Linked DNA regions of Mus musculus: all the other regions are linked to region 1. The links are chromatin loops, found by intact Hi-C in ENCODE. Cell type or tissue: gastrocnemius. All regions are shown on one strand.

The links. A loop is a pair of places that touch in the nucleus more often than their neighbours do. Peaks named below come from ENCODE experiments on the same cell type or tissue, not always from the same donor. Only the 100,000 strongest peaks of a DNase experiment are listed, where the experiment ranks them.
Region 2: it touches region 1 in a loop (1.9-fold over the local background); 8 of 42 quality-filtered maps call a loop at or near these places.
Region 3: it touches region 1 in a loop (2.1-fold over the local background); 5 of 42 quality-filtered maps call a loop at or near these places.

Annotation. Positions count from the first base shown.
Region 1 is chr15:95,786,532-95,794,531 of GRCm38, reverse strand. Ano6 (anoctamin 6) reads right to left here and starts at 3,689. Exons shown (of 20, transcript NM_175344.4): 1 at 3,476-3,689. The coding sequence starts at 3,548. It overlaps A130051J06Rik (a long non-coding RNA gene), which reads left to right. Exons shown (of 2, transcript XR_875618.2): 2 at 6,228-6,643. In gastrocnemius, CTCF peaks have their summits at 1,478, 3,850 and 6,739 (motif pointing right); DNase peaks (open chromatin) are centred at 1,490, 3,637, 4,209 and 6,734; H3K4me3 peaks cover 3,466 bases; H3K27ac peaks cover 3,889 bases.
Region 2 is chr15:95,838,213-95,846,212 of GRCm38, reverse strand. The region is part of intron 1 of Ano6 (anoctamin 6); the gene reads right to left. Among named protein-coding and RNA genes, the nearest start is that of Gm17546, 12 kb to the right of the region's middle. In gastrocnemius, no CTCF peak of the experiment used is centred here; a DNase peak (open chromatin) is centred at 3,133; H3K4me3 peaks cover 773 bases; H3K27ac peaks cover 4,748 bases.
Region 3 is chr15:95,901,656-95,909,655 of GRCm38, reverse strand. All of the region lies in intron 3 of Ano6 (anoctamin 6), which reads right to left. It overlaps Gm41389 (a long non-coding RNA gene), which reads left to right. Exons shown (of 2, transcript XR_875611.2): 1 at 1-2,306; 2 at 5,105-8,000. Among named protein-coding and RNA genes, the nearest start is that of Gm41389, 6.2 kb to the left of the region's middle. In gastrocnemius, no CTCF peak of the experiment used is centred here; DNase peaks (open chromatin) are centred at 2,090 and 3,168; H3K4me3 peaks cover 534 bases; H3K27ac peaks cover 2,124 bases.

The DNA.
Region 1 (8,000 bases):
AACAAGGGGTGTGAGAATGCACTGGGGTCTTTTAGAGAAGCAGTTATCAGCACTACCTACAGGAGTTTCCAACAGGCTTGGGAGGAGGATGACTCACAGGGAAAGAGAGGAATTGAGGCTGGAAGCAATGGCCCAAGCCAAAGCAGCCAAGAAAAGTATGACTTCACAGACCCCACCCCACCCCACCCATCCTTCCTACCACTCAGCTCAAGAGGCGGACTTACACTATACTCGACAGCTAGAATGGGATGCTTGGAGATGCTCCTCCTCCTGTAAGCTCCGGGACACAACCCTTACACCTTGGATCACTGCAGCCACTTCTAAACCCAACTCCTGGGAGGGTTTACAGTAAGTACCATCTCCCTCCTCCTTACTTCTAAGACATCTTTCTAGGGCTCCCAAGTTACAGACAGCTCAAGATCTTTAAAATGTCTGGAGGATTCTTCACAGGAGAGTCCCTCCATGTCCTTCCAGCCTGGCATCTCTGCTCCGCGTAGGCTTTCCACAGCCTAACCACCACCTCTTCTGGAAAGTTCCCTTTCCTGCCGTCCTCCCATAGTTCCGCATACACTTCAATAAAGCCACCCTCTACAAGGGACTTTTCATGTTTCAAGGGACCCCCCGCCCTGGGACAGGGCTGTGTGCCTTGCCCCATCTACCCCACAGCCATCTGCCCTTAGCCCAGAAGGGTTACTCCACCACTGTTCATGAGGTCCAACAGACCAGGACTAGAGTGGGGGATGATTAAACATGAAATGGACCTCGGGAATAGTTTACATGGGTAGATAAGTCTTCCTGAGACTGCCACACCGAAAGAGGACAGAGAAATGGCTGGGCCATCATCTAACATGGCCTCGGTCCATTTCCCAGGCGACAGACAATCCGTCTGAGAAACCACAAAGTCAACGACCAGAAACGGACGGCAAACCGAGAGCTTTCAAACGCATCCATCTGAAGCCTGAGTCCTTCCTGAGAGCAGCCAGGTCTAGGACTACTTTCCCTTAGCAGAGTTTGAGCCACAGGTAATCCAAGAAAATAAAAGCCTTTTTAAACCTATCATACAAACTATAGTTTTGTATAGTATTATACAAACTATAGAGGAGTGAGAGGCACTGAAGAAATATATTAACCAAGAGCATCTACATTCTGCCATGAAAGCTATTGCTATTCCTTTTTTAAGATGGGGGAGGGGGGTGTAAGAGAGCCAAAGCAGAAATGAAGGTCAGAGAATATGTGGAAGTATAATAATCTCTCCTTCATCATGTGGGTCATGGGGACTGAATTCACGTCCTCCATGGGGATTGAATTCACGTCCTGGAGCTTGGTAGCGGGTGCCTTTACCCCCTGAGTCATCTCACCTGTCCTATATCACGTTTTAAATCAAGAGGAAGTGATGCTGAATCAACTGACAAACTGGAGGTGGAAAGTGTGGAGACAAAAGCTGCCAAGGACAGACCACTCTGCATTTCCGAGACTTGCAGTTACAGCCATCTCCACCAGGGCACTTCTGCAACCGCTGCCCACACAGGACTTCTGTGGCTCCTTGGTAAAATTGAGCAAGTTTTTAAGAAAAGAAAAAAAACAAAAAAACAAAAAACAAAAAACTGTGCCCCATGGGTTCACTCATCACTGCACCTTTTGGGTTACTTCCGATGGTCACGACTTAACAAGGAAGACAACCATGGGAAAGATACCATTTTCAATTCTCCATGTGGGTTCATGCCAGGCAAGGAGGCTACTCCTGCACCTAAAGCGGTACCTAAATATTGAACAACGGCCAGAGTTAGTTCTCTAAGTACCGAGCAACAACCTGAAGTAACTGTTTATAAAGCCGGGCAACCCGGCCTCCCAGAAGACTCGGCTTCACACACGCGGGTGGAACACCTCCGTGATACATCTTCTACTTTAAAATGGTTTACTTTCGTTGTTTGAGGTTTGCCTTAGATGACGTTGGGGCCTCGTGTCAAAGTAACTTTCCTGCTCTGAATTTTAAAGCTAAGCAAAATTTAACAGAAATTAACATGGGCGCTGATTATGCTTTAAACAACTATACAACGCTCCCTCTAGTGAGGAGTCCCGAAGAGAGAGACTAACCAAGAGCTTTAACACTACAAGATTGGAGGCAGAGGTTTCAATTGCAGTCCTCCATTTCACCAGCGCCTCCTCTCCCACTGTTGGATTTAGAATTAGTTCATAATAGTCTATCAACCTACTTCAGTAAACCTTCAAGAAGGCTTATAATTCTGTAGTAACATAAACGTTCATAGGTTTGGTAAAACGTCTGGGACAAAAACATAACTATGATCCACATGAAATTCATAATTCAATAAAGGACAACCAAAAATTGCCAGGACCTGCTTAAACGTTGCCTGTCCAAACAGGCTGTCTGCTATCTAAAGTATGAATCTAAATACTGGAGGCTACAGTAAGAAGAGGCAGAGGTAGTTAACTACATCGGCTGTTTTACTTCGTGGAACAAGCATGAATTACATGGGTCAGTAAAAGCAAAGCCAGCCTACTGGCAGGGTCTGAAGACAACCTATGATGCCTATCATGTAACAGAGGCTAGACCAAATTAGATTTTCTTTCTAAATTGAAATCTGAGGGCAGCAAGGGCTTACACTCAGAGCCTCTTGCTTATGTCAATTTCTATTCCGGCTGGATCTCACTTGAGTGCCTCACTATGACAGACAAGAATATTTCCCTAAGAAACTAACTGTGCTAATACGAGTGTAACTTTTTAACGCTGCTCCCGTGGGTGGTATTTTATGTAAACGGTCACTTAACTGTTCAGTCTCATGAGACAAGAGCATCCTACATCCTTTACCCAATCAGCCGCCAGGTGCAGAGCCTTAACTTGCTCAACTCTGGGAAATCAGAAACTTCTACTTGACAGTGTGAGGCTCCAGGAAGGCTAACCTGGGCACACTTTTCTCCTCTCCTTAAAAAGGAATACTATTTGCTCTCTCCACAAAGAGGAGTGCCTGATAAACCGCTGTCACAATGAAAGGCCAAGGCTAAATCGCGGCGTGGAATTCCCAAGTTCGTCTAGACCTGGGAGTTACCAAATTCCTTTGATTGGTCTGTGAGCAAAACCTGAAAGGAAGGAAAAGCCACACCCAACTCCTAAATTTACTTTGTAAAGTGTTTGGAGGCCTTGAGAGGGAACATTTTGACATCCAGGAGGCCTGATGGAAACGTGCCACGGTCCTCCGCCCGGCGTCGCCCCGCGTCCCTGCCCCGCGCCCGCGGCTCCAGCCCTTTTGTTTGTGTCTCTGCGGGCTGGTGCAGCGGCGCAGCCTGTGGCCTCGGAGAATCCGGCTCAGGTGTGTCGTGAACCCGGGAGCAGGGGCCCCCAAAACACCGCCCGGAGCGGACGCAGGAAAAAGACCCGAAGTTGCTTGGGAGGTTCGGCTTCCGCGCAGAGGCGTCCGCCCCGGATCCCCCTTGCCCTGGCCCCGGTTCCGGCACTCACCAATGTCTCCATCCTCATCGTCGTCCTCCTCCAGCTCCATGTTCAGCAGGACCTTCCTAGTCATCATCTGCATGTCTCCCGGAGACCGTCACTCGGCTGCTCTCGGCTCCGCTCGGCTCCGCTCGGCTCGGGCCGCAAGCTCCGCTCTGCCCTCTCGGCACTGCCCCGCTGCGCTCCGCCCGCGCTCTGCTTCAGCAGGCGCTGCTCAGCCTGCGACTGAGCATGCCCAGAGGGACGCCGCCGCTCCCGCCCCAGATCAAACCGCCCCGGCTGCGAGGAGCCTGGGAGGAAGTCGGGCTGGGGGGGTTGGGGGAAGGGGAGTGGCAGAAGCCGGGCGAGCCGCGCCGCGCCTGCGGGGAGCGCTGCAGCCGCAGAGGCAGGCCGGCTTCTATGAGCTCACGAGGGTCTTTAATCTGCAGAATGACGAGACGTTGCAAGGTGCCCGCTTAGTGTGGGGGAGGAAAACGACACACGTGCGCACGGAGAGCCCCTGTGCCCCCGCCCGAAGGAGCACATGCGGGGAGTGGTCGCGGGGTGCCCTCCAAGCCCCGGAACTAGGCCGAACAAAACACGCCATAGCTACGTGTAAACTCTTTAATAAGACAATATGGGAAACTGTAGTACCAGGAAGGACAAAGAAACGAAAGGGGGAAATGACGGTAGAGAGTGAAGGAATGCCGCCCTGACAACCCAAGGACTGGGGCGCAGATGCGGCGGGAGTACCAAGTCCTTGGGTCTGCACAGCTGCTCTCAAGGACGCTGGTGAATGGTGGCTTCCCTGCAGTGCCCGGGTTGTCGCTCACTCCCTGGAGAAGCACTTGCCTCCTGAGCCCGTTCCTAGTCAATGTTCAATGACAAGACACTACTACATCCACTGTGTGTTTTATTCTTTTATATTCTTACCCTTTTCCTCTTTCGCCTCTCAGATGCTAGGAGTCCAGCCCAGCACCCCTGGCGTGCTAAGGGAGTACTCTCCACTTATCTATAGTCCCAACCTCATAGTTAATGTTCTCACTTGAAGGGAAAAAACATTGCGATCAATAATAACGCAGGAATTTAATCACGAATATGCACTAAAGGACAGTACAAATTAGAGAAAACGTCCAGGAGACGCTCTCCTTGCTCCTTAAGCTCCGGTTTTTACCAAAGAAGACTACTTGTAACATGAAAAGTAAGTGCAGAACTCTGGAGATCTTGAGAAGATGAGGAGACTATGAGAGGGAGAGAGAGGAAGAGAGGCCGGGACCAGTAATGCTAGCAATGACCCCTATGGCCTGAAATGCCATCTGCGACCTGTAATACCAGTTATGACCTATAATGCCAGCCCTCCAGAGGCCGAAGCAGGGGGACTCTGAAGCAAAACTCGGCTTCAGGACAGACTGGGAACTGAGAAGGGAAGGGAAGGCTTTAGTGAACTCTCGGTTCCAGAGGTGTGTGGGTTGCAGGAGGAAGTTTCCATCTTCATTTAGCCATGGCGATTTTCGTGCGCTGAGTCCGCTGAGTCCGGTACTAAAAGTTTTTACAGTGGTCGCTTCATCTCTGCCTAGGAGTTACTGCCACTGTTTCACCTGACCGCCCGATAGGTGAGCATCTTGTCTGCAACCACAGATAGCCAGTGTTGGGGTGGCCCTTTTACTATATGCACCTCAGAAAGTGCCTCCAGAGGCCTTTCCACCCACTTCTTCCAACCCACCCGGTCTCATCACTGACCTGCTAGGTTCTCTCAGCAGATGTAGAAGTTCTGGATCTTCCGACCTAAAGCTACTTTATAGCTCGAAAATTCTTGGGCTTGATTCTGACCTAAGTCTCAGTGAGTCACTTGGAAATTGTAAGAGATTTTATAGATGCCTTTTGCTTCTTGCTTGATAAGTGTTACAGAGCCATTGTGGTCTTTTGTGTAGACATGACTGTTGCCACAAGGAAATTGAATTACTTAGGCCAGCTGTGCATCTATTGTTAGTACACCCCATTTGGTACATTAATGCATTTCCTACAGTTTTTTTTCTCATGCATTATTTTTTTTCAATCGATCAATATATGCTGCAAAAATAATCTAAGTTATAGTCCTATATAGGAGCCATACTCTTAATCCTAAGGGGGGGGGGAATGTCTGTGTAATGCATAGTTTGTGAGATAAAATGCTTGCGGCATTATGTGGCCAGTATTTGTGTTTGCAAGGCTTTTCAAAGTCAGGGTCACAAACCAAATACTTTCCTACTCATTTGTTTTCAGCCAGGATGCTCTCTCTGCCCAGCCTTCGGATGCTGGTACTCCACTGGCTTCAGTGTTCAGCCCTCTTCTCCTTCTATATAGAACTGGTGCTGTTCTACAATTTTAACTACTATCTATCCCAACCAAGAAAGAAAAGTTCTATGGGCATCCAAACAGTGTACTCACACAGGCCCCTATATTCCAAAGCTCCTGAAAAATTTAAAACCCTACAATTGCCATTTTATATTTATTTCTTTATTTCTTCCTTCCTTCCTTTTTTTGGGGTGGGGAGGTGTTGAGACAGGGTTTCTCTGTATAGCCCTAGCTGTCCTGGAACTTGCTCTGTAGACCAGGCTGGTCTCGAACCCAAAGGTCTGTCTGCCTCTGCCTCCCAAACTCTGAAATTAAAGGTGTGCACCACCACCACCCAAAAGGCAACCTTGACTTTGTAAATAACATTGTCTGTGAAATTTAATTTTGTCAGTGAGGTCAGATGGGACAATGCCTCTATTCATATGCAATACCTCATTGTCATTTCCAGGTCTCTGTAAAATGGGCTAGCAAGCAGCTGCTGTATTCTTCAATCTCTGCAATCCTCCTGAGCATACTTGAGACCACCCTAGAAGTCTGGGCACTGGCAAAGGGTCAGGATCATGACCAGGTGAGGCATGGTGGCAGCTGTCCCTTACCTGGATTGCCAGAACCTCAATCACCCAGACTGAAAAGCAAAGAATGTCTCTCTCACACAGAGATTGTCATCTCAGCCATGTGGACTGCAGTGAAAAGCCAGAGAGACGTACCTGGCTCGCCTTCTGCCTTTGCAAAAGCAGTTAGTCAGACCACCAACAGATTAGTTGGAGACTCCACAGCTACAGAACCTTATATGCTCTTTGAACAAAGAACTCTAACCATTACAATATTTTAGCTTTGGGGAATGAAATATGGAGTGTAAAAAAATTAATTAATTAAAAATATTTTAGCTTTAGTTTTAATTATTTGTATATGTCTGTGTGCCATTTGTATACTTGAGTGCAGTACCTGTGGAGGCCACAAGAGGGCGTTAGGCCCCTTGGACCTGGAGTTGTGAGCAGCCTGATGTGACGCTCTTAACCAGTGAGCTGTCTCTTCTGTGCCCTTACTTTTTTTTTTTTTTAATCTTGTAGCTCTTGTGTGATTTTTTTCTAGAGAGGCATTAGCAAACATCTGCTTGAGCCAGAAGAACAACCAAGTAACAGCTCCACTCGAGTCCAGTATGGTGAGCCAGTGAGTGTATTGGTGTTGGAGGAACGCTAGTGGCTTAAAGGCAGATGCATCATTGAAAAATCCAAACCAGCACAGGCATCCCTAGAGCTCTGCTTCCTTGGCACTCTGGGAATGACCTGTATGCAGTTCAGCAAGTTAGAATTTACTTCAAGCAGCTCAGACCTGGGAAATCTATCTTCCACCACTGTTACTGTTTATATAACGTTGGAGGCGGGGCTTCAGAGTCCTGTAAGTTTTAGGTACTTCCTGACAATGAGGAGGCTTCCTTCCTGACTTTCAAGGAACCTCTCTCCAGGAAGGGATGTTTGGGTGCTTCCATGCAGAGGGACTTGTTACAGGACCACCACTGACCCCTGAAAATTGTGTATGTGGAGACTACCGCACCTTTCATTTGCAGTCTAAATCTCTGTCCATATTCCCAGATTTGAGGACACACTGGCCCGTCTCTTGGGCCTTTCTTATGCCATTGAAACTTAGCAGGCCCAATCTCAGTTTACAATCTCTACCCTCAAACTGCATGAACCAAGGAGTGACCCCAGATCCTCAAAGAAACCAATAATCTTGAGAGTGGAAAGCAGACAGTTTAAGCTCCGTAAGTAAGAGTTATTTTGGTTCCCTTCCCCTGTCTGCTTTAGCCAGCCCATGGCTAAATACTGCTGCGCTTACTTCCTGGCTTCCACACACCCAAACCACCTTATCTATTGCGGTATTTTAGGGAAGACCTGGAGAAACTGAAGATTAATGTATGCAACTAGTATCTGAAGGGCATGTTCTAGGCAGAAGGCAAAGTAAATGCAAATCTTCCCAGGAGGCGTAGCACAGGGGGGTGTGGCCTAATGGGATGGTGAGAACCTGCCAATTAGAGCAGTGGTAAGTGCCTATTAGCTCAGTTTCTGCTGAGCACCTTCTTTGAAAGGACCTGGCACTAACTGTTACTGATAACATAGAAGGAGACCACTTACCAGGAAGGATAAAAAGCAAGACTTTTGATAGCTCCTTAAGCGGGGCTATAATGGAAGAAAATTTCCAGGAGAGTCCATGTACGGCATGA
Region 2 (8,000 bases), 52 kb before region 1:
AGACTTGCTACCTCTGAGAAAACTGACATCTGGCCTATAAAGCCAGTCAAAAGCCTAGGGCTGGGGAGAGCAAAGGCCTTGGTGAGGAACCTACTACTGTAGTTTTTGCTAAGTGGACCTGATATCCCTGTCAAATTTCATTCGACATAGCAATCTGTGCCCTTACACTAGGGCTCCAGCCAGCTTTGGCTAGAGAAGCTTTTTGTAGTGGTCAGTGGTGAGCCTGGCCACAAATGAGATGTTCCTAACAACTCTTCCAGGGCATTAGGACCATCAGAGATAAGGGGCGGAAAGACTGTAAGACCTGGGGAACCATGGACACAGAGAGCATTGACTTCTGGGTATAACATGGCTGCCACACTACTGAACTCAATGATCCATTGATTTACATTGGTTTCTTTTTTTCTGTTCTTTATTATTATTATTATTACTAATTTTCTTTATTTATATTTCAAATGTTATCCCCTTTCCTCGTTTCCCATCTGAAAATCCCCTATCCCATCCCCCTTCCCCCTGCTCACTATCCCTGACCTCTCATTCCCCTACACTGGGGCATTGAGCCTTCACAGGACCAAGGGCCTTTCTTCCCATTGATGTCTGATAAGGCCATCCTCTGCTACATATGTGGCTGGAGCCACGGGTCCCTCCATGTGTACTCTGGTTGGTGGTTTACTCCCTGGAAGTTCTGGGGGTACTGGTTGGTTCACATTGTTGTTCCTCCAATGGGGCTGCAAACCCCTTCAGCTCCTTGGGTCCTTTCTCTAGCTCCTCCACTAGGGACCCTGTGTTCAGTCCAATGGTTGGCTGAGAGCATCCACCTCTGTATTTGTTAGACTCTGACAGAGCCTCTCAGGAGACAGCTATATCAGGCTACTGTCAGCAAGCATTTGTTGGCATCTATAATAGTGTCTGGGTTTGGTAACTGTATGTAGGATGGATCCCCAGGTGGGGCCGTCTCTGGATGGTTGTTCCTTCAGTCTCTGCTCCACACTTGGTCTCTGTATCTCCTCCCATAGGTGTTTGATTTCTTTATGTCCTGTGACCAAGATATATAGGGTCTTTGGTACTAGTTACTTATACATGATCCCCATAAGATTGGCCTTGTCATCAACCTGTCATGGTAGGAGCTGGGGTACCTATCTCTGAGGACTCTTATGCAGGTATGGAGAGACCTCCCACAGTGGGATAACCATGGGTATGACACATGACTTGTAAACAAACTCCCAGTCACGCTCCTGTAAACTAAACTCACTGGGTAAAATGGGAGCTTGTGCACACATAACTACAAAATAAAACTGGCAGTGAGAGAAGTCAGAAGAGAGAAAGAGAGGCAAGCAGGATGAAGATGACCTAAATACATCATGCTCATATACCAAAAGTAGCATAATGAAACCCACTATGTATAATTAACATATGCTAATAAAAACATCAAATTTGTAATGATTAGATTGGGTGTCTTCTCTGAATTGGGCCAGAGTTCATGATGTAAGAATGGGCTTCCAAATCCCCAGTCCTTAGCTCTGACATGGAAGCAATACTAAACTCTCTGGAAGGAGCAACTTTGATTGTTCACCCAGCTAAGCAGAAAAATTCTTGGAATGCCTGCACCAGACAAGCCCGGTGGATACAGGAATGTGGAGGATCCTAGGTCTCTCAGCCCACCTGCGCCCTCCTCCTTAAGGATAGGTGGTGTCTTAGCCAGGGTTTTATTCCTGAGAAAACATCATGACCAAGAAGCAAGTTGGGGAGGAAAGGGTTTATTCAGCTTATACTTTGATACTGCTGATGTTGATACTGCTGTTCATTACCAAAGGAAGTCAGCACTGGAACTCAAGCAGGTCAGGAAGCAGGAGCTGATGCAGAGCCCATGGAGGGATATTCCTTGCTGGCTTGCTTCCCCTGGCTTGCTCAGCTTGCTTTCTTATAGAACCCAAGACTACCAACCTAGGGATGGCATCACCTACAATGGGCCCACCCCACCCCGCTTGATCACTAATTGAGAAAATGCCTTACAGCTGGATCTCATGGAGGTATTTCCTCAAGGAAGGCTCCTTTCTCAGTGATAACTCCAGCCTGTGTCAAGCTGACACACAAAACCAGACAGTACAGGTGGCTTTCCCCTCTGATCTCAGACCAGAGCCAACTCATTTTTTATTCTTCTCACCATCACTTTTCATGGCCACAGGCCTTCCCTCTATATTTAACAATAATAACCAAAACCAAACCAAAACAACAACAACAACAACAAAACCCACCTCCTTCTCAGTAATGAAGCATTATTAAACCATCACATGTACTTGCTCTTTGAACCCACAATCTCACTTCGGCACCTTTGCAAGACTGTCAGGGAAAAGACACAACTGTACCCAGCGTAAAGCTATAGGAGAGCATGAGAATGTCACCACAAAGCTCAGACGTCCAGAAAACGCTGCAGTACAACTGAGCAGTACTCCTCAGCTGCAGGCGGAGGCACGTCTGACATGACCCTGCAATCCTCAATGGCACACGCAGCTCACAGGAAGCAAGCAGCCCACCCGCATCTCCATAAACTGACTGTAAAGTGTTGTCAAGTGTGTGTGCATGCGTATGTTAGCTCACGGGAATCTTGAACGGCATATCCCAAACGACGGTGGCTACACATAAAAGAATAGTTATGGACGTTAATCTCGGTTATGTTTTTAAGTCTTAAAGCTTTTACATTAAGTATATGCTGCTTTATAATCAGAATAAAACAATAAAGATAAGGTTATCTGAAGAAGTTAAAACAACAACCTTAATCAGCCTTTCCCGATGTAGTTTATTGTGCTGTGACACAGTCCAAACTCCTAAGGGTTGGGAGCATGGCTCCGGAGGAAGGCACGCTTGCTTAGCATGAGCAAGGTCCTAGACTGATACCCAGGGAAAAGGGAAGAGACAGAGACAGAGACAGAGAAACAGAGAGAGGGAGAGAAACAAAGAAACAAAGAAACAAAGAAAGAAACAAAGAGACAAAGAAACAAACAAACAAAGAGAAAAGGGGAAAAAAAAAAAAAACAACCCATAGTCCAAGTCCTTACTATACTGAGTAGCCATGTACAGCTGGCCTCCCTCCAGTGGGCATTTGCTCCCAACCTGCTCTGGCAACCGTTGACCATGGCTTTTATGCTGTTCTGCCCAATGTCTTACATTTCTTGCCTCCCAGAGACCTCAGTGATCGCTGTCATAGCTGACCAAGCCAGTCTTTAAAGACTCTTGCTGTCGTTCCATCGGTGTGTTTTCTGGTGTGGGTTTTTCCACACCCTGGCCTTCAGCTCCTTAGTAGCTGAGGCCGGCCTTGAAGTCAGGATCTCCCTCCTTGGCTTCCCCAGTGCTGAGATGTCAGGGGTGTCCTCTGTGCCTGAGGTCCTTCTATCTCTCTGGACTCTTTTCTTGGTCCCTCCCCTTCTGGAAGCCCTTCAGCTCCCCCACACGCTACCGTGGCAGCTGTTAGCATCTCTGCTCTAGTGCATGCTCCTGTTTCATTTCTCATCTCTAGATTCCTATGTCCCCTAGTCAATGTGATTCTGCCACATAGATATGTCCTGGCATCAGGTTTTACAAAGGGCCTACAGTCACATCTCCACACACTCCAACCCACAAGCGCTTTCTCCTTTTTCTCCATCTCCCCTCTCCCCTCTGCCTTATTCCCGCACACTCGGCATCCTATGGTCTCCCACTCAGATCTCATGCTGCCAGTTCCCTGCACACTGCTCTGCACAACACGAGTACCTGTAATCTGTCTGTCAGAGACTCTCACTCTCTTCCTAACCCCATCTCCTTTTAGCTATCTAAGTGACCTTTGAAAACAAAACTCTGACAAAGTAGTCTTGTGTTGTAAACCCTTTAATGGCTTTCTATGAAGAAAACCACTTTGCAATTTGTACCAAGCACATGGAATTTCTGTAATGAAGAAAGCTAAGACAACCATTTTGATAGAAGTCTAGTTAACAGGATTAAAGGCAGGCCCCATGTCCAGCCAGACATGGCCAATACAAAACAAACTCAATGGTATTTCTGAATTATTTTGTCTCATAATGAGCTTTTTGGGCTTTTTTTTTTTTTTTTTTTTTTTTTTTTTACTTTACTGATCTTTTGTTTATATGTTGTGGTTTCTCATTTTATGTTTTTATGCATTTTGTGTGTCTTTGTTATTTTTTTGTTTGTTTTGTTTCATTCTGGTTTGTCTGTCTTTTTGTTTTTGTTTTTTTTAAGCGATTTATTTATTTTATGTATATGAGTACACTGTAATTGTCTTCAGACACACCAGAAGAGGGCATCAGATCACATTGCAGATGGTTGTGAGCCACCATGTGGTTGCTGGGAATTGAACTCAGACTTTTGGAAGAGCAGTTAGTGCTCTTAACCCACTAGCCATCTCTCCAGCCTGTCTTTTTGTTTTCTAAAGAGAGAGTAAAAGAAGGCTGGATTTGGACAGAGTGTGAGGAGGGGAGGATCTGGGAGAAGATGAGGGAGGAGATCAGAATATAGTCTTTGTTTTGTTTTGTTTTGTTTTTTGAGACAGGATTTCTCTGTGTAGCCCTGGCTGTCCTGGAACTCACTCTGTAGACCAGGCTGGCCTCAAACTCAGAAATCCATCTGCCTCTGCCTCCCAAGTGCTGGAGTCAAAGGTGTGCGCCACCACTGCCCAGTGCAGAATATATTCTATAAAAAAATAATTGTCAATTAAAAAAAATTCATCAATTAATTACCATAAAAAAGCTTAAAAAGAAATCAGAGAATGGAAAAGTGTATTTTTTTTTATTAAGGGGGACAGTGAATAAAATATAGTGCATAAAATATATATGCAATTTGTTATAAATGACTTTCAAATAAATGAGGCAAATTTTACATTAAAAAAAAAAAAGTCTGGTTAAAATAAACTGTTAAAACTGGGTGTGATGGCACAGGCCTGTAGACCTGACCCTAGGGAGGTGGAGGCAGCAACTTAAGCTAATAAGCAACTTAAGGCTACTCTAAGCTACCTGGAGAGAGGAATGCCGATGAGTAGGTAAGCTATCCTGTCACGATTCTCAGAAATAATGAGGGGGGAGGCCAGGGTCAGGAAAGAATTAGAAGGAACCTGAGTCCCTATAGCATCCATTCTCTCGTGTACACAGCAAGGCTTGTCACAACAGCCCAGATGTAAAATCAGCTAGATATCCACCAATGGATAAAGACCACTGTGGAATGACATAAGTGACATTTACCACACTGAAATGAAATTTCTGCCATTTGCAGTAACAGGGACAGAACTAGAGGACATCATGTTAAGTGAGATTAGCCAGGCACAGAAAGGCAGCCTGCATGCTTTTTTTTTTTTTTTTTTACTTCTATGCAGTAGTAGAGATGCTGGACTCATGGAAATAGAGCAAAATTGTGGTTGCCAGAGACTCCAAAATGTATCCTAGTGAGGGCTGTTAGTAGGCACAGGGTCACCATCAGATAAGGTTTTCCAATGTTCCACAGCACAGTGCAAAAACAATACCAATCTGACTGTCCCCAACATAAACAACAACATACCAGCTATGCTGACCTGACTGTGTGTGTACCTGTGTACACATGTGTGTGGGTCACCCTGTTTCCCATAAGAATGCAAGTACAATGTCAATTAAAAGTTTAAAAAGAATTCAACGAGAGAGTAAAAGCGTCTTGAGAAAAGCAGTTAAATCCATCTATCCTGAGATAGACCCTCAGGGCCTAGCCTGAGATAGACCCTCAGGGCCTAGCCTGAGATAGACCCTCAGGGCCCAGCCAAGGTCTTTGTATACGACTCTAATTGATCTCTAATAAAGGATCAATGGCAAAAAAGCTGAATCAATGGCAAGAAGCGGAATCCTTTACAGTCATAAAGCTAAAGAGACTCTAAGTCTTTCCTGCGATTGACTTTGCAGATGATATTTATGCATCCATATGATAATAGTCTCTCGCACACAAATCTATTCAGAGAAAAGAGTGAAAGGAAAACGGAAGGGGTCACTGAAGAGAGCAGGCATAGACAGGAGACAAAGTTAACGTGTAAAACGGGGCTGAGGGAGCTGAGAGGTGGCTCAGTCAGTAAGCACAAGGATATGAGCCTGGATCCCTAGAGGCTACTTGAAAGGACAAGGACTTGTGGCACTTATCTGTAACCTGAGGGCTGGGGGGAGGAGGGGCAGGGGGACAGAGAGGCAGACTCTTCTCAGAAGCCATCCAACCTAGCTTATCAGTGATAGACCTGGTCCAAAACAAAACAAAACAAAACAAAAACCACCAGGGTGGAGAGATAGAGGAAGGTACCTAACCTCTGGCCCCCACAAGCACACACACCCACATGGCACATGCACATAGCCACAGGAGCAAATACACACACACACACACACACACACACACACACACACACATGTGCACACGTGCACAAGTCCAAACATTCAAACAAGAAAGACGGAGAAATCATACTACAACCACCCACTACACATGCGTTACACTTAGAGAAATACAAAGTGTGTGTGACTGAAACTATTCAAATGACACATGACATATGTATTATTCACATGAGAGGCCAAAGCTTTTAAATTCAGACTCCATTTCAGAGACCCTGACCTGAATTTTGAACTCATGTAAACTAACAGGCTGGTACCTAGCTTTAGTGTCCAAGTTGCCCCTCCCCCTGCCTTCCCCCCCCCCACCCCCACGAAACCCGAGCTTAGCTCCAGTCTCTAGGCTAATCCCCAACAAGACCAGCATCTCCAGGTTACACCATCAACAAGACCAGCATCTCCAGGTTATTCCCCCAACAAACCTGCCTAATGACCACCAATGCAGAGGGGAGCAGAAATTACATTTATGATATGACTCCCAGCACCAGCCAATCATGTTAAAGGCTACAGTAGCTTTTCCAATCATATGCTTGCACACCCACTCCTGCTTGCCGCTTACTATAAAGCCTTGCCCCACAGACATTCGGGGCTCCCCCACTACCAAAACCATCCTGCATGATGGCAATGCATTGAGGGGGCCCTGAGTTAGCTTAAATAGAATAAAGACCCTACTGTGAGTTGGATCAGACCGGCTCCTGTCTATTTGGGGGAGAGGGGATCACTAGCATTTCCCTGGCACCACACACACACACACACCTTGGAGAGCTATGCTGAGGCAAGGCTCCTCAACCTTTCTACCACCTTTGAGCAAGGAGATCTCACTGCGAAGGAGAAATGGGTATGAACAATGATTGACAGGAGAGGGTCAGCTGATCAGGCATACTGGATTTTTTTTTTTTTTTTGTTCTGTTTCTTTTGTCTTGTTTTTCTTTCCCTGAGTTCTGCAAATACTTGAGAGTCTGAGTTGCTTTTTGGCCTCCCGTCCCTAAAATAATGGTTCCCAAATGTCAGTGCAAGAATCAAATAAATAACCACCGCTTGCTAAACTCTCAGAATAATCCGTGCAGTTTGCCAAGGAGAGTCTGGGCTGACAACTGGGCTAGGGGTGGCTCTGCTGTAAAGATCAACCTGTGCAACCCTGCCCTAGGAAAGATATCTCTGGTTTTCAGGTCACAGGGTAAAGGACTTCACAACCCAGCTTTCCCCTCAGTCACTGTACTGACCGCGGTGACCTCTACTGGGTTAATGATCAAACCATCCAGGCAAAACCACAAAGACAGACCATGCCCACTGCCTTCCGTCTCAACTGAGAAAAGTAACTTAGAGAAAAGAATCTACAGATAGGGCGATTATCCCCACATACAGAGCCCTCACAGGAAGGAAAGTTCCTGGCAGGTGCTACCGGGGATGTCTCCACTGCCAGAGGACAAAGGGAAAACTCACCCCTCAACTATTAGCTTTCTTAGTTTCCCAATTGAAATAAACTTCATCCGGGTACTGAGAACATGAATCCAGTGTGCTTAGCCATCAGCTAACAATGCCCAAGGCGGGGAGGGTGGGGGGAACCTTCAGAATATTTAACCTTTTACAAGTTCCTGATTCCTGAACCATGGGTTGCCATTTTAG
Region 3 (8,000 bases), 120 kb before region 1:
GAGCTGGAATGAGAACGGCCCTCATAGGTACATATATTTGAATGTTTGGTTCCCAATTCATAGAACTGTTTGGGAAGGGTTAAGAGGCGTGGCCTCGTTTGAAGGGGGTCTGTCACTCTCAAGGGCATGGTTTGAGCACAGGCACGTCAGTCAGTCAGTCAGTCAGTCAGCCTCTCTAACCCCTTGTGTGTGTGTGTGTGTGTGTGTGTGTGTATAAAAAGATGGGAATTCTTTTTTTTTAAAGATTTATTTATTTTTATTATATGTGAGTACACTGTAGCTGTCTTCAGACACTTCAGAAGAGGGCGTCAGATCTCATTACAAATGGTTGTGAGCCACCATGTGGTTGCTGGGAATTGAACTCAGGACCTTTGGAAGAGTAGTCAGTGCTCTTAACCACTGAGCCATCTCTCCAGCCCCCGGAAAGTCTTAACTATACCAAGAAAATAACAGGCTGGAGTTGCTAAGATGTGTGGTGAGAATGAATCTTCCATGAAATTGTGAAAGGGAGAGAAATTCATGCTAGTTTGCTGAAATTCATACTAATTCACACCACAGATGTGAGAGCCACAGGATATGAGGAAGTTAGTGAGAAAGCATTATGTGGAGTCTGTCATCTGTGTCTGTGTGTGTGTGTGTGTGTGTGTGTCACCTGTGAGTGTGTGCACGCATGCACATGTGTGCAGAGTTTGGTATTTGGTACTAAGACTTGGGACATCCCTTGGGGTGGTGGGCTCCCCTCACAGATGAGGGGCGAGCACTGCACTCTGCATTTATTAGCTTCTTATATAAATGCTTACTAAGGTTCTGTTATTTTTTTTTCAGGGAATTTACAAACTTCTCAAAACACAAAGAATAGTTTTCCATGTGTGCAATAGAAGATCTACAGAGAAACTGTCCATGACCTCAGACTTTCTCCCACATTAAGGCAGAAACGCTTACATGTTTCTAGGCAATGCAGCAGGTGCCTGTTGGACATCCAGCATTTCAGGTCATTGCAGAACCTGTATCCACTACAGTAGGCATGCGTACCTGTTCTTCCTCTCCCTAGTTCAGTGGCTCTCAACCTTCCCAATGCTGTGACCCTTCAATACAGTTTCTCGTGTTGTGGTGACTCCAACCATAAAATTATTTCATTGCTACTTCATAACTGTAATTTTGCTGTTTTGAATTGTGATGTAAATATCTGATATGCGACCTCTGTGAAAGGGTCATTCAATTCCCAAAGGGGTTGCAACCCACAGGTTGAAAAGCACTGCCCTAGTGACTGGTCAAGTTCAGCAATACTCCAGACCCTGTGTCCTGAGGGGTTCTTTTGTTATTGCAGTTGTTGTGAGCTTCTTTTTCCTCTTCCTCCTCCCTCTTCTCCTTCTCCTCCTCCTTCTTCTTCTTCCTCCTCCTTCCTTCTTTTACTCCTCTTTCACCTCTTCTTCTTCTTCCAAGTTAACACAAGTTACAATCATATGAGAGAGGGGCCCTCAACTGAGAATATGCTCCCAGTAGATTGCTTGTAAGGCAAATCTGTAGGGCATTTCCTTGGTTGATAATTGATGTGGAAGGGCCCCACCCACTGCGGGTGGGGCCATACTTGGACAGACAGTCCTGGGTTCAATAAGATAGTAGTCAGAATAAGCTATGAAGAACAAGCCAGTAAGCAGGCAGTATCCTCCATGGCTCTGCATCAGTTCTTGCTTCTAGGTTTCCCACTTTCTGTTCCCACCACCATCTCCCTCAGTTGCTGGGGTATGGAAGTGGAAAATTGAGTTTTCTTTGGAAAGTCAGTTGTATTGAATGGTATTTTGCTGGGGCAAACACCTGGTGTGCCACAGCTTCTTGCCGTTTTCAAGGACGTAGACTGATTGGCAGAGTGATGTCAGCTGAGACAGATGCAAGTGCTGAGGGAAGCCCATGATGTTTGGAGGGAATGTAAAAAGGACTCAATGAACAGTGATGGAGGCTGACCTTGGCTTGCTTATTGAGCTAGCTGTGCAATGCTTGTGGGTCTTGCATCTTTGCTGATCTTCACTTTGCTGAGAGAGGCACAGCCAAGAACTTTTCCTGGTGTTCCTGTTGGCCCTGGTCCCTCCTGCTGACTCCTGCCAAGGCTGAGGCTTAGCTGTCGTTGCTAGGCAGTACCACAATCACTGCTGATTTGTGTTCGCTATCCCGACTCTACCTAACTGGACTGCTGGTGTATCTGTGAAGCGTTTGCGATCCGATCAAGCTGCTGCTGCTGACCTGTGAACTGAACTGCCAATTTCCAGACGACGCAGACGGGAGCTGCTCCAACGAACCTTTCTAAACAGGTCCACTTCCCCCGCACCCTTTCTTTCCCATGACCTCTGGTGGGTGGTGGGCTACAAGGGAGGTTAAAGCATTTAAGGACCATCATTAAAAATAGGATTTGAAAAAATTAAATTTAGTCATGGTGTTCATTGCAGCAACAGAATCCCTAACTATGACACCCTGAATTGGAAACCATGTGTTGCCACTTGAGGAAGAACTTACTGTGGAGAGATGCGATGGATGCCAACTCCAGAGACTTAACAGGAAGCTGTTGGCTACCCTAGTGGTGGTGGGGATTTCAACCAATGTTTAACTAGTTCCTTTTCTGTCAGTGTGACAAAACTCAGCAGAAATAACTTAAGGGAGGAAGGAGAGTTAAACAGTGAAGGCATGCTGGTGCTTCTGGGGGTGGGAGTGTGTAGTAGTGGCCTGTTTATATGGCAGTGGATAGGAAGTGCAGACCAGAACCAAAGGTGAGCACGACCTGCAAGATCCTGTCCCTCGTGACCCTCCCTCTGCCAGCCATGTCCTAACTTTCTGAGAGTTCCACAGCTTTCTAAAACACCTCTACAAGCCAGGGAACATGAGCTGGTATGTGTGTGTGGGAGGTATTTCAGTTCAAAAATCTAACATGTGTGAAGACTCAGGCTCAAGTATCTAGGTCTTAGGGACAGCTGTGGAGTCAGCCAGAGGTGGGTCATCTCCCATAGTTTAAGGAGTGTTTTAATACTTAAATACGGGTAGAAAACAAATCAACAGTGATTGGCTCTGTTACAAATCCCCTCCTCCACTACAGTTAGACCCATAACAATGTTCAGCTGTTTCCTTTCTGGCCACCAGCCGTGAACTAGGGAGCTTCCCCTCTTGCTTGGCACCTAACCAGCAGAACCCTATTCTCTGTGGGCTAGGCTCCTTCCTCATCGAGACAATGGTGGCCACTCACTGCACACCCACAGGTTTCTTCCTCCCCGCCCATTAACTGCTGCTACCATCTCTCTTCATGGCAGCTGAAATCCACCCATGTCTTGAGCTTCCCGGGAAACGCCTTCTGTTTTCTCACTGTCCTTACTGGTTGGCCACAAATCAATTCAAATGCTTTCCTTTCTATGACCATCACATCTCCCATGGTCCTCTGGACTTTTATTACCACTCCTGCCCCTAGAGATGTTGATGTTTTATTATCAGTATCATCAGTACTTAATATAGGCCTGTAAAATAGTATGCACACCATAAATGTTTGATGAATGAATAAACTGAGCGCACTCTAGATTAATGGCTCCCTGCTATGCAGAGATCAACTGGCCTGTTGGAATGCTACAGTGTAACAACTGGCTTCCTTCATGTGGGTATTGCAAGATATGGTGGAGGAGGAGAGGTAGAGTTTTATCTTGGAGTACCCCAATATCAGAGAGAGCAGGGCAGTGGAGGCTCATAGACATGCCAGAGAGTTTAACAATAAGGTTCTGAGAGCTGGGCTGTTCTCTCATCAGATACAACCAAACAAACTGCACTGTCCACTGCACCAGTCACGGGTATTATATATTGAATGTAGCAAACCAGATGTGGTCCATTTTCCCACAGATGTTCTGAATGGCGGCTACACCTCCTCACTAGTTTCACAGGCCCGCTCCTCTTAGATGCAATTCTACCACACACACACACCCCTTCGGCTCTCATAATTTGGATTTCTCTTTATCCCTGGGTTTGGGGCAAGATTCAAATCTTAGCTCTCCCACCTACCACGTCTGTGATGCTAGGTGATAATTTGAGATCAGGATCATCGCTCACTGTTTTTATCTCTTGAGTCAGTGGAGAAATCGCTTCACTCTAGGGTTAAAGATTAATATGACTAATGGGATTCAGTGTAACACATGACACCTGGTACCCAGTCACTGATATTCTTCAGGACGTCAAGAATATCACCTCTCCTCTCCAATGCCAGAAATCTGAAAAGACTGGCAGTAACTAACCATCCACTCTGCCTCTACACTGTACACCCAATGAGCCCGGTCCCTCCACTGAGGTACCTGGGCCATTCTACAGACATACTTCGAACAGATCTTAACCTTCAGTGACCTGGTCCTCTGCCTTCTGTGCTTTTGTGGCCATCCTGATCTTGATCTTTGAACTACGTCTTTGATATCTAATAAGTGTGTATTCTTTCCATCCTCTTGGGGAAATGATGTATCCTCAACTCTTCTGCCTCCCGTCTGAGTGCCCCAAGGCCACGAGATAGTGTTGCCCATGGGCCCATCACAGATGCAGAAAACATAAAAGCATCCTTCCATCTCATTTAAATGCCTTAATAATATTCTCTCAGAGGAGATGGGCTAATTTTATTTAGCCAACCTCAAAGCATTAGATATTTAGATTGTTTTTAATTCTTCCCTGTTATAAAAATCCTTATGAAATAGTCTTCATGCACCTTTTGTTACTTCCTCTGGGCAAAATCCCAGAAGTAGAACTGTTCGATCAAGTGTGATTCAAAGTCCTTCACCACATACAGCCATGCTGCCCTCCAGGAAGGTTGCACTAATTTATCTTGTTTTTGTCCTTATTTGGTTCTTTACAAAGAGCTCACAAGATATTTACCTGCCTTGTCTTCACATAGTTGGTGGAGCTTGGAGTTGCCTTTAAATGCCTCCCCACAAAGCATAATAAATACCTCAGCAGTTGACTCAAGGACAGGGCATTTACGTTTGCTTGAACACGCTAATAAACCTGGTGTCGCTTTAACAAGACAGATCCTATGCCAATTCTCAAAGAACCAGTGGCATATTTTAAAAATTGATCTAACCACTTTTACTCCTTGTGTCAGGCAACGGAAGCGAAGGCACGAGTGTGTACTCTATTTGTCAAACAGGCGAGAAGCGGGAAGGGGCCGCTCACTTCAAAGGCTTCTGAAGTCAGCCTGTGAAACCGTCATCTGCACTTCTCAGTAGAACGAACGCACACTGCGTCAGTAACCGCTCTTGACAACTGAAACACTAGTGCGGAATGTCTTCTACGTTAAGACCAAAGACAATTAATATTGCATAGTGACTGGCACAGCCAATGCTCAGTAAATATTTGTTGAATAAATGATTATCTGAAGACATAGGTTTAACAGAAATTCATCTCAGGGGCTCGCTGGGAAATCTTACATATGAAATCTAACCGTTCACTATGCTCTCCGATTTGTATTTGCCAGGAAAAAAAATTAGACTTACAGTCTTTTTTTTTTTAATCAAGTCATTAAAGTAAGTTGCCCTGTGAATTCCTACATCTCTATGGAAGCCAAATCCATCAGCAAGGCAACGAGATCCACCTTCCTTACATACAGAATTCCAGTAAAGACAAAGTGGCTACTCATTGTCACGATGTGTCCCTCGTGAGAACAAGCACACACGCGTCTCTCACCATCCGGGAGAGTAGGCTCACAGCAAAAAGTGAAGGGAGAGGGCAGCTCCCACCCACCCTCCAGAAACGCAATTTATTTATACCACCTTCGTGAGACTAATGAAGCTGTCAGGGAAATAAAGAATTCAGAGATTAAAGCTGCAAAGGACAGACTGACATAATTAAAGACGCCTTCTGTCCCTCAACACCGTGGATTACTGACTTCATGTCTCACTGGCTTCGTGAAGTGACTGCTCTACAGTACGTACCTGTGAACCACACTGTACAAATCCTGATTGTAAACAGGACACAGAACCTGCCTTGTCAGTGGAAAAAGCAGGGACTGAGGAGACTACGGAGTCAGAGAGTGAAGGACACTGGGAAAAGACTCTATGAGATATATGTAGATTAACTTCTAATATCCTTGTAACTCTGTTAAGCAAAGTACCAATGGCTCTGTTATTCTATTTTCATATTTTATTTTCATCTGGCTAATCTCTGCAAAGCCTACAAAGATTCATGAGAAATGAGTCAAAGGCTCTTAATTCATGTAAAAATTATTAATTACTTCATGTGCTAATTTATTAGTTACATAGCATATGCTCCAAACGGTTTGGTAAGTAGAATACATAAACTAATTAATTGCCACTTAATTTATATTCACGTGCTGGTGATACATTTAACGTTGGTGGACCGCTGTGATGAGGAATTCACTCAAGCGGGTAATGTGTGTTCGTGAAGGGCCAGAAGCAGATGAGCGGTTCCCAATGACAAGCATAAGTGAAGTGAATATTTAGATGAAGTTCAGTTTCAAATTTTACTTTTAAATTAATATTTTGATATAATAAAAAAGAAATACACAGTCATTATGGGTCAAAGCTACATCAGAAGGCAAATGGCCTATAATCTACTACTAAAAAAAAGAAGCAAGGGATGTGAGGTGGTTTCTGCCCTTAACAGCTTCTAAAAACAATTTGGAGAGCTATTTTCAAATACAATCCCAGGCCTTCAGTGAGGAACAACAGTTGCAACCTGTGGGGGTGGTGGGCAGGGAACAACCCTTTCACAGGGGTGGCAGATATCTTGCATACCAAGTGCCTACATTATAACTCCTAAATGTTGCAAAACTACAGTTATAAAGTAGCAACACAATAATTTTGCAATTCAGGAGGTCACCATAACATGAGGAACTGTGTTAAAGGGTCTCAGTGTTAAGAAGGCTGGGAACCACTGATCTAGAACTGCTGGTTTCAGGAGCGATGAGAAGGGGCAAAGGAATCTTCAACCAGGTCAACCTAGATCCGGTCAAATATTGCTGTCCAGAGGATGGAGAGAGAGAGGGCTGTCTAATTCACACGGCTGTTCTACTCACGAACTCACAGAGGCTGTGCTTGCCTACGGAAGAGTTGCACATGATGGTCCTGTCAGCAGTCTATCAAGGGTGGAGGAGGGACTCAAGGGGCCTGTCTTTCCCTGAGGGGCCATTGGCAGTTATCAGTGGCTAGAGGAAGAGGGGTCCTTTTCTTCAGGGATACAGCCCCTGTTAAGTTGTCCCTGGTCCAGTAAATACCATCCTCCAAATGCTCACACAGAAAACAGAACAAGAAGAGTCAGGGGGTTGTAGTTTAGAACAAAGGGCTCCCCAGGGATGGGACGAGAAGGTAATCGGTAGAAAATGACCATCATGCTTTAGCTGACAGAATCATACGGATTTATCATCTACCCTAAATGCACTCCACATATTTATACATGTGGAAGGCTAACTTTCAACTACTTGGCAATTGATTATCTCTTCCTTATCTTAGGAAATGAACACTATTCTCATTTGCAAGAACACAGTATCTGCACTATGGTCTCTATCAATATACAAAAGATGTCTTGAAATTATTCTTCCCAACCAAAAAAAAAATGTTCTACCCACTGCCAAACATCTTCCCACACCTTCTACTCACACAAAGGTCTGGGAAGCCCATCCTAATTTCTTCATCTATGAGCTTAACTTTTAATACTCCAGAGAACTGCCAAGTCTTTCCAACCACAAACTATTTAGTGTAGTGTTATAAATAAGCAGGGAGCTAATAAATATGAAGCCATGTAGCATTTTACAGGCAGTAAGAAATGGTTTTGTGTGATCTACATTGCTCTCTGTTGTCTTACTGGCCACAAACAGCCCCAGATAGTCCATTCTTCCCATCTGTAGGTTCTTCATTTACAGATCCAACTAAATTAAGATGGGAATTATTGGGGCAGGGGCGTGCATCTGGAACCACTCAGACAGTCTTTCCCCTCGTTGTTCCTAAACAACACAGTTTAACAGCTACTTATGTTGTGCTGTG